2 separate regions of the Homo sapiens genome follow, and region 2 is linked to region 1. Evidence: chromatin contacts called from ENCODE Hi-C or POLR2A ChIA-PET data. All regions are on one chromosome and are shown on one strand. The core of a region is the stretch at or near the end of the contact, and the rest is flanking DNA. Distances in the headings are between cores, read along the strand shown. Region 1 overlaps PITPNM2 (phosphatidylinositol transfer protein membrane associated 2). Region 2 holds the start of HIP1R (huntingtin interacting protein 1 related).

Region 1 (3,831 bases), core at 225-2,724:
CCCAGGTTCAAGCGATTCTCCTGCCTCAGCCTCCTGAGTAGCTGGGACTACAGGCGTGTGTCACCACGCCCGGCTAATTTTTGTATTTTAGTAGGGACGGGGTTTCACCATGTTGGCCAGGCTGGTCTCGAACTCCCGACCTCAGACGATCTGCCTGCCTTAGCCTCCTAAAGTGCTGGGATTACAGGCATGAGCCACCGCACCAGGCCAATTGACATCATTTCTAAAGAGATTCCCCAGGGAGCTGGGGGCAGGAGGAATGGAGAGTTAGTATTTGATAGGTACAGAGTTCAGTTTGGGAAGATGAAGAAGTTCTGGAGGTAGATGGCAGTGATGATTGTGCACTTAAAAATGGTTGACGTGTTAGATGGGCATGGCGGTGTGTGCCTGTAGTCCCAACTATAATACTTGTGAGGCTGAGGTGGGAGGATCACTTGAGCCTGGGAGGCAGACGTTGCAGTGAGCCAAGATCATGCCACTGTACTCCAGCCTGGGTGACAGAGCGAAACCCTGTTTCAAAAACAAACAAACAAAAGGTTGACATGGGCTGGGCATGGTAGTCCAAGCCTGTAATCTCAGGGACTCAAGAGGCAGAGGCGGGAGGATTGCTTGAGGCCAGGAGTTAGAGACCACCCTGGACAACATAGACCTTTCCTCTACTAAAAAAAAATTATGTTAAAGTCAGATGTAGTGGTGCGTGCCTGTAGTCCCACCTACTCAGGAGGCTGAGGCAGGAGGTTTGTTTGAGCCAGGAATTCAAGGTTGCAATGAGCTGTAATCATGCCCCTGCACTCCAGCCTGGATGACAGAGTGAGACCCTGTCTCAAAAAACAAATAAAATAAAATAAAAATAAAAAAGTTATTATGGTAATTGTTATGTTATGCGTATTTAACCACAAACACAAAAAAAGGTATAATTCACTGTAGCTATCATCTCATGAACAAAAGGAACACTAAGAAGTAGGAAAGATCTAAGAATAAAGAAACTAAGTGGAGCTTTTTGATTTTTGTTTGTTTGTTTTGACACACGGTCTTGTTCTGTTGCCCAGGCTGGAGGGCATGATCATGTCCTACTGCAGCCTCAAACTCCTGAGTTCAAGAGATCCTTCTATCTCGGCCTCGTAAAGTGTTGGGATCGCAGGTGTGTGCCACCATACCCCACCAAACTGGAGCTCTTTGAACAGCTTGGCCCATTAGCCATGTTCTCATTTCTCCTTGAACCGGTGAGAGCTTGGCCAGGCCTGGCGCTGACCTGCTCACTGGGGTTTGGGAGTCAGCAGAGAGGCCTCTGAGGGCTGGAGCCAGAGTCAGCTCCCCAGAGAAGGAGCCTGGGCTGGGCCTGCAGCAGCTGTGTGTTCTGAGAAGATTCTATTCTCTAACTTGGGAGACCTGGGGCTGTCTCATTTCTCTGTGTTTAAACAAGAAGTGTGTCTCTGGCCTGCTGCCGGATGTTTTGGAGGCTGGTTCAAGTGAAGCACCCAGTGATCTGGGTGTGGTCTTCGTTATGCTTTTCCATTTTCCCCAGGGGCTCAGATAACTTTTGCAAAAAGAGCAGGTGAGCAGAGCAGATGTTTGTTTAGAATGACATGGTGGCTCAGAGTAGGTGCTCAGAGAGGTTGTCCCTGCTGGGGCTGTGGTGTCTGACCAGCAGGGAGGAGCTTTGCAGAGGTATTGTGTGGCCTCTGCACAGCCATCCTGCCCTAAGGTGCTAGGTGTTGTACCAGCAAAGGTCATCATCCCAGACTGTAATTACTCTCAGGAAACATGTGCCACTACATCTCAGTGCCTTTAGAGGATGTGGATGTGAGCTCACTCTCACTGGCCAGGGTGTGACTGACAGTGAATTAGCTTTATGCCACATCTGGCTGAGGGCTCTGACTCTTCCATGATCCACTCTCCATATGAGAGGTCTGTGGTCATCACTCTACTTGCAGAGAGAAAGGCACTAGTCCTATAGAAGACCAAGGAACTCCTATGGCACTCTTGACAAGGAGGCTGCTGCCCTGGGCCAGTGCCTCCCAGCCAACCTGTGACTATTAGACCAGAATGCTGCTTAGACACCTGTTGTCTTACCCCTCCTTTCACAGCCAAAACACAGATTCCAGGAGGTGAGGGGCCGTCGAAGCTCACAGCCAGTTGGAGTCAAAACTGGCTCTTGAACCCAGTCCGTGAACTCAGGTCCTGAATGCTCTGGTTGGGGCATTTTAAATCTTAGAGGGTGTTAGTTATAAGGTGACCTTAAATCTGCGGGTTCATATTTGACAAAACCAAAGCCAGGCCTTTGCTGCAGGTGTGCCCTCAGAAAGCCCTTGTCGGCTATGCAGCAAAACCCCGGCAGGCCATACAGGCACCTGTGATGAGTTTCCCTTTGACTCACTGGTTGTCAAGTAGGTAACACGACTTCACCATACTCACAGGGCAGTATGGTTGCTGAGCTGACACAGCCTCCTCACGTGGGTGGCAAGCGTATGCTTCCCATTAAGAAAATTGCTACTTTTGAACGGGCTCCCAACAGAACTTTTTCTTGCTTACTAAAATTAAGAAAATAATAATAAAACAAGCCACTCAACACCCCAAACTCAAAAAAAAAAAAAGAAAGAAAAGAAAAAGAAGAAATATTTAGCATTGACCCAGAAAAAAAGCCTCTGTATTCAGCCTGATATTAGTACTCATGGAGCCACATGGATGGAACGAAGAAATTTTCATTTAGGTGTGATTAAGATCACATCCTCAGCCAGGCGCGGTGGCTCACGCCTGTAATCCCAGCACTTTGGGAGGCCGAGGCGGGCGGATCACGAGGTCAGGAGATCAAGACCATCCTGGCCAACACGGTGAAACCCTGTCTCTACTAAAAAATACAAAAAATTAGCCAGGCGTGGTGGCGGGTGCCTGTAGTCCCAGCTATTTGGGAGGCTGAGGCAGGAGAATGTTGTGAAGCTGGGAGGCGGAGCTTGCAGTGAGCCAAGATGGTTCCACTGCACTCCAGCCTGGGTGACAGAGCAAGACTCTGTCTCAAAAAAAAAAAAAAAAAAAATCACCATCCTCTATGCTTCTAGATAGAGCACAGCCTTTAGTTGTGCTACCTAATCCTTGTCCCTACCTCCCGAGCATGACAAAGCTTAGGCAGAAGCTGCTTCAAACACAAATGAACTGTGCTGAATTTTCCTCTGAGCATTCTCAGCAGTCCCAGGAGATCATTGGAGAAATCCCCCAGGTGGCCACAGAATCAGAGCTGTCTTGCTGCGTTAAGTCTTGTTGGATCACTTGAGTCCTGAAGAGGCCCTTGGTAAAGGGAATAGTTAGGCTATTGTCATCAACGCTGAGCCCAGATACATCTGGGAGTGGGAGCTGGAGATCTCTGCCCCTGACCTGCAGGTGACTAAAGCTGACAGTGGACACAGGCCACACGGACACAGCCGAGTGACACTGTTTCACGTCCCTGCAGCCTGGCCTCCATCAGCACTAAGGCACAGTATTTGCGGAAGGGCCATGTGTTCGACAATACTTACCATGTCCAGTAGCCAGATGGTCTAAACAACCCATCAGTGGTATGGTATGTAAATATTTTCCATCATTATCATGGTGCTGCCGTGTTGACATTAACGAGGATGAAGAATTACTCTGAGGAGCTCTCCGTTAAGAGCCAGTCAGGCCGCAGGCGGGGCTGCAAAGCTGTCCGTACACCCTGGAGGCTGACAGCTTTCCAGGCTAGCTTGGTTTCCTCTTGCTTCCTCCTCCCAGGCACAAATTCCCTCACACACTGGCCCCGTGGACATTCCCCTCAGAACTCTTCCCAAGCACAATGTCTGTTTCTCATCATGAACTAATGTT
Region 2 (3,995 bases), core at 34-2,533, 290 kb after region 1:
AAGGACAAGTGGGACGGAACTTGCAAATAGCCGCCACAAACGCAAATGTCACCAACCTGCTTTAGACAGGAGTGGGAGGGGTCCTCTGGCTTCCTTTATCTCTAGAGTAAAATTTTTCAGCCATTTCAGTCTTGGTTGACTTATTTTGGCAAATAAACAAGTATGCCCCCCTCCACCGCCCATCCCCCAAGCCTGAGAGCACTTCAAGAGTTTGTAAAATAAAAAGCAACAGGAAACCAGAAACGCAGCAACGTCTGCATCGTGGGTCCCCGGCACAAACACAAGTACAAAACGCACACCCGCGCCCTTATTTCATTTCTAACGCCTTCCCAGGATAGGCATCATCTGGAAGAGTTACAAGCGTGGGAGGCGCAGGAAGGGAGCCCCAGGAAGTTTCTGTCTGTCGGGCGCCGGTATTTAATGAGGGGGTGTGCACCTATTTATACGTGGGCAGCGCTCGGGCAAACAAGTCTGGCGACATACGAGAAGCTTTTCACCCAGCAAATAATAGGAGACTGTGCAGCCCTGGGAAACCGCTCACGAGAGAAGGAAGCTGGGAGTTTAAGGAATTTCCTTTAAGGAAATTGCCCGTGGGGGCATCGGTTTCAGGGGGTAGGAGACGGGGGCAGGAGCCGGCAAGGAGCGGCACGGAAGGTCGGGGACCCCAGTCGGGCCGCGCCGGCCCCGGGAGCACCTGGATCCCCAGCCCCCTCGACCCCCGGCGCGCTGGGCTCGCGCACACCCAACCCCGGCCCCATCTCCGTCCCCCGCCGCCTCAGCTCCGGCGCTCCCGGCCCGCGCACACCCTGACCCCGGCCCCCTCAGCCCCGGCGCCTCTGGGCCCGAGCGCCCGGCGGGAGCGGGGAGCGCGGCTTCCGGTTCACCTGCGCGCCGGTCGGCTCGGGCCGCGGAGGCCGGCGGGGGGCGGCAGCGGAGCTCTCGGAGAGCCCGGGCGGACACAGGCCCTGCCCCCGCGCCGTCCCCCGCCCCTGGCCGGCGCCTCCCGGGCCCCAGCCGTTCGCGCGTGAGGGGTCAGGGACGCCGCTTGCCCGCCCGCCCGCCGCCGCCCGCCGCCCGCCGCCCGCCGCCCGCTCGCCTGGGTCTTGTCGAACTGCTCGCGCTCGGCCTCCAGGCTGTGGCCCGGCCTGCGGCTCAGCACCCGCGCCGGCACGTTCTTGATGCTGTTCATCCTGCCGCCGCCGCCCGCTTTTGTCCGGCTCCGTCCGCGCGACTCACAGCCTCACGGTCCGGCAGCCCCAGCCTAGGCACCGCGAGGCCACCGCGCCGCGCCCGGGCCCGCCCGCCGGGGAGGAGCCCGCCTCGCCCCGCCCCCAACTCCAGGGCACGCCCCTCCCCCGCACACCTCCAAACCCGCCCCCCGCGCCCGCAAACGCCTCGCCCGCCCCCAACTCCAGGGCGCGCCCCTCCACCCGCACACCTCCAACCCCACCCCCCGCGATCTCGGGACACGCGCCTCTCCCCGCACATCCCCAACCCCCCATCCCGCGGCGACCCCGGCACACGCCCCGCCCCCCGCACACCTCCAACCCCCACCTCACTCACAAGGTTGGGGCACAGGCCAAACGCCCCCCCAGCTCCTCCCCACCTCTAATCCCCTCCCTAAACCCGGAGGGGAGGGTAGGGGAAGGGGGAGGGGGAACCCCTCCCTCCTCCTTCCACCCAGGGTAGGGACCCCAGCCAATTCCCTCTCCCCACCCCTCCTCCGAACTCACTAAGTCTTGTCTGCACCAGGGCAAGATCTGGTTAATTGGAGAAAATCTGGCCTCCATGAGTCTGGTCGGTGGCAGCACAGATAGACGCTTTTTTTCCTTTTTGGTCTTAATGTATGTGTCAAAAGGCACACAATGACACTCTCCCCTCTTTGTGCAATTCTGACATAGCTGCAGCTGTTATCCATGCGGGGATGCAGGATGCATTTCCAGAGACGCCGCCGGCTCCGCAACCGGACACCTCGCCAGCTCCAGGGACAATGGGGGCTGAGGCCGGGCGCTGTTAGGCTGGCACAGAAGGCAGGCGGATCTGAACAGCAAAGTACACCGAGGAGATGCCGCCAGGGGTGGCGTGAGGCTTTTTAAAAACATTATTATTGGCTTTCCCTTAAAATTACTGGTCACAAGACTGAAGTAAAAAAATAAATAAAAGCCCAGAGTCCTCTCTAAGCGTAGCTCTCAGATGGGTATTGTGTTTCTGCTGTTTCCCTTTCCTATCGGAATGCAGATGTGGAATCATGCATAAAGGTCCCTTGCTTTTGAAGGGAGAGGCACCGCCTGCCTGTAAGGAGGAAAATGACGCCCACGTAATCCTGACCCTTGTCTCCCTAGTGAGACTGTAACCTGTCTGAGGTCAGAGACCCTTTCCTTTCCTTTCCTTTCCTTTCCTTTCCCTTTCCCTTTCCTTTCCTTCCTCCTTCTTTTCTTTCTTTTCTCTCTTTCTCTCTCTTCTTTCTTTCTCTTTCTTTCTTTCTTTTCTTTTCTTCTCTTTCTTTCTTTTCTTTTTTTTTAACCGAGCTTCACTCTTGTTGCCTAGGCTGGAGTGCAATGGCACAATCTCACCTCACCGCAACCTCCGCCTCCTGGGTTCAAGCAATTCTCCTGCCTCAGCCTCCCAAATAGCTGGAATTACAGGCATGTGCCACCACGCCTGGCTAATTTTGTATTTTTAGTAGAGACAGAGTTTCTCCGTGTTGGTCAGGCTGGTCTCGAACTCCCGACCTCAGGTGATCCGCCCGCCTCGGCCTCCCAAAGTGTTGGGATTACAGGCGTGAGCCACCACACCCCGCCAGGGACCCTTTTCTTTAACTGATTCCTCACCCTCCAGCCCAAGAGCTAGAGCTGACCCCAAAAGATAACATTTGCCAAGACTCTCCTGTCACTGCACCAAAAGGAGAAATTAATCCTGTTTTCTCTAATTCCAATCACTAAAAAGCTTCTTTATCAGAATAACGGTAGAATCACAATAGCTGATATGTACTGAATGCTTATTATTTGGCAGGCACTGGGCTAAACCCTTCATATGTAACTTAGTCAACTTAGTTGATAGCTGTGCTCTAATAAAGACCACAGTAAAGGGGCTTTTTGCGGTACTCCAGCTGTTTCTCACACTCCTTTTTCCACACGGAACAAAAGTGGTTCTCCTGTGACCCTTCACGCATATACAGCATCCCTTTTCAACCAGGCAACAGCCCCTGTAGGTCTAGCACATCTGCCACAGAGACTTCCCATTAGCAACTGGCTTTTTAAATAATCACAGAGCCTATTACTGTGCCGGGCACCAGGCTCAGCATCTGTTAAACAGTATCTCACTTATTCTTCTTTAAAGTTGTTGATGAGGCTCGGCACAGTGGCTCACGCCTGTATTCCGAGCACTTTGGGAGGCTGAGGCAGGTGGATCACTTGAGCTCAGGAGTTCGAAACCATTCTGGGCAACATGGTGAAACCCCATCTCTACCAAAAAATACGAAAAACTTAGCTGGCCGTGATGGCGTGCCTGTAGTCCCAGCTACCCAGGAGGCTGAGGTGGGAGGATCACTTAGGCCTGCAAGGCAGAGGTTGCAGTAAGCTGAGATCATGCCACTGCACTCCAGCCTAGACAACAGAGTGAAACCTTCTCTCAAAATAAATAAATAAAAAATAAAGCATCAACAACTTTATTTTTATTTATTTATTTTTTTTGAGACAGGGTCTGGCTTCGTTACCCAGGCCGGAATGCAGTGGCATAATCATAGCTCACTGCAATTTCTGCCTCCTGGGCTCAAGTGATCCTCCCACCTCAGCCTTCTAAGTAGCTGGAACTGGAGGGATGCACTATCATGCCCAGCTAATTTTTTTTTTTTTTTGAGATGGAGTCTCACTCTGCCACCAGGCTGGAGTGCAGTGGCACGATCTTGGCTCACTGCAACCTCTGCCTCCCGGGTTCAAGCAATTCTCCTGCCTCAGCCTCCCAAGTAGCTGGGACTACAGGCGCCCGCCACCACG

What was found. A loop is a pair of places that touch in the nucleus more often than their neighbours do. ChIA-PET counts read pairs that join two places held with the same protein, here RNA polymerase II (POLR2A). Pooled maps may share reads with other maps.
Region 2: a loop to region 1 is called in a pooled map, with 2.3 times the contacts of the local background. The contact joins the promoter of HIP1R here to the enhancer-like site in region 1. A Hi-C loop is called at or near these places in 1 of 50 pooled maps. POLR2A ChIA-PET finds 5 or more read pairs at or near these places in 3 of 52 experiments (B cell, CD4-positive, alpha-beta T cell and WTC11).

Annotation. Positions count from the first base shown.
Region 1 is chr12:123,118,559-123,122,389 of GRCh38, reverse strand. All of the region lies in intron 1 of PITPNM2 (phosphatidylinositol transfer protein membrane associated 2), which reads left to right. Among named protein-coding and RNA genes, the nearest start is that of PITPNM2, 31 kb to the left of the region's middle. RefSeq lists enhancers at 2,337-3,150, 3,151-3,831. Within about 2 kb of position 1,474, at least 7 of the 41 ENCODE cell types and tissues checked have a DNase peak (open chromatin) inside an H3K27ac peak, as active enhancers do; they include B cell and CD4-positive, alpha-beta T cell, where a contact is called at or near this core.
Region 2 is chr12:122,832,745-122,836,739 of GRCh38, reverse strand. HIP1R (huntingtin interacting protein 1 related) reads right to left here and starts at 1,283. Exons shown (of 32, transcript NM_003959.3): 1 at 1,097-1,283. The coding sequence starts at 1,189. It overlaps LOC124903040 (a long non-coding RNA gene), which reads left to right and starts at 1,507. Exons shown (of 2, transcript XR_007063501.1): 1 at 1,507-1,566; 2 at 1,902-2,185. RefSeq lists silencers at 772-971, 1,142-1,381 and an enhancer at 1,632-1,681.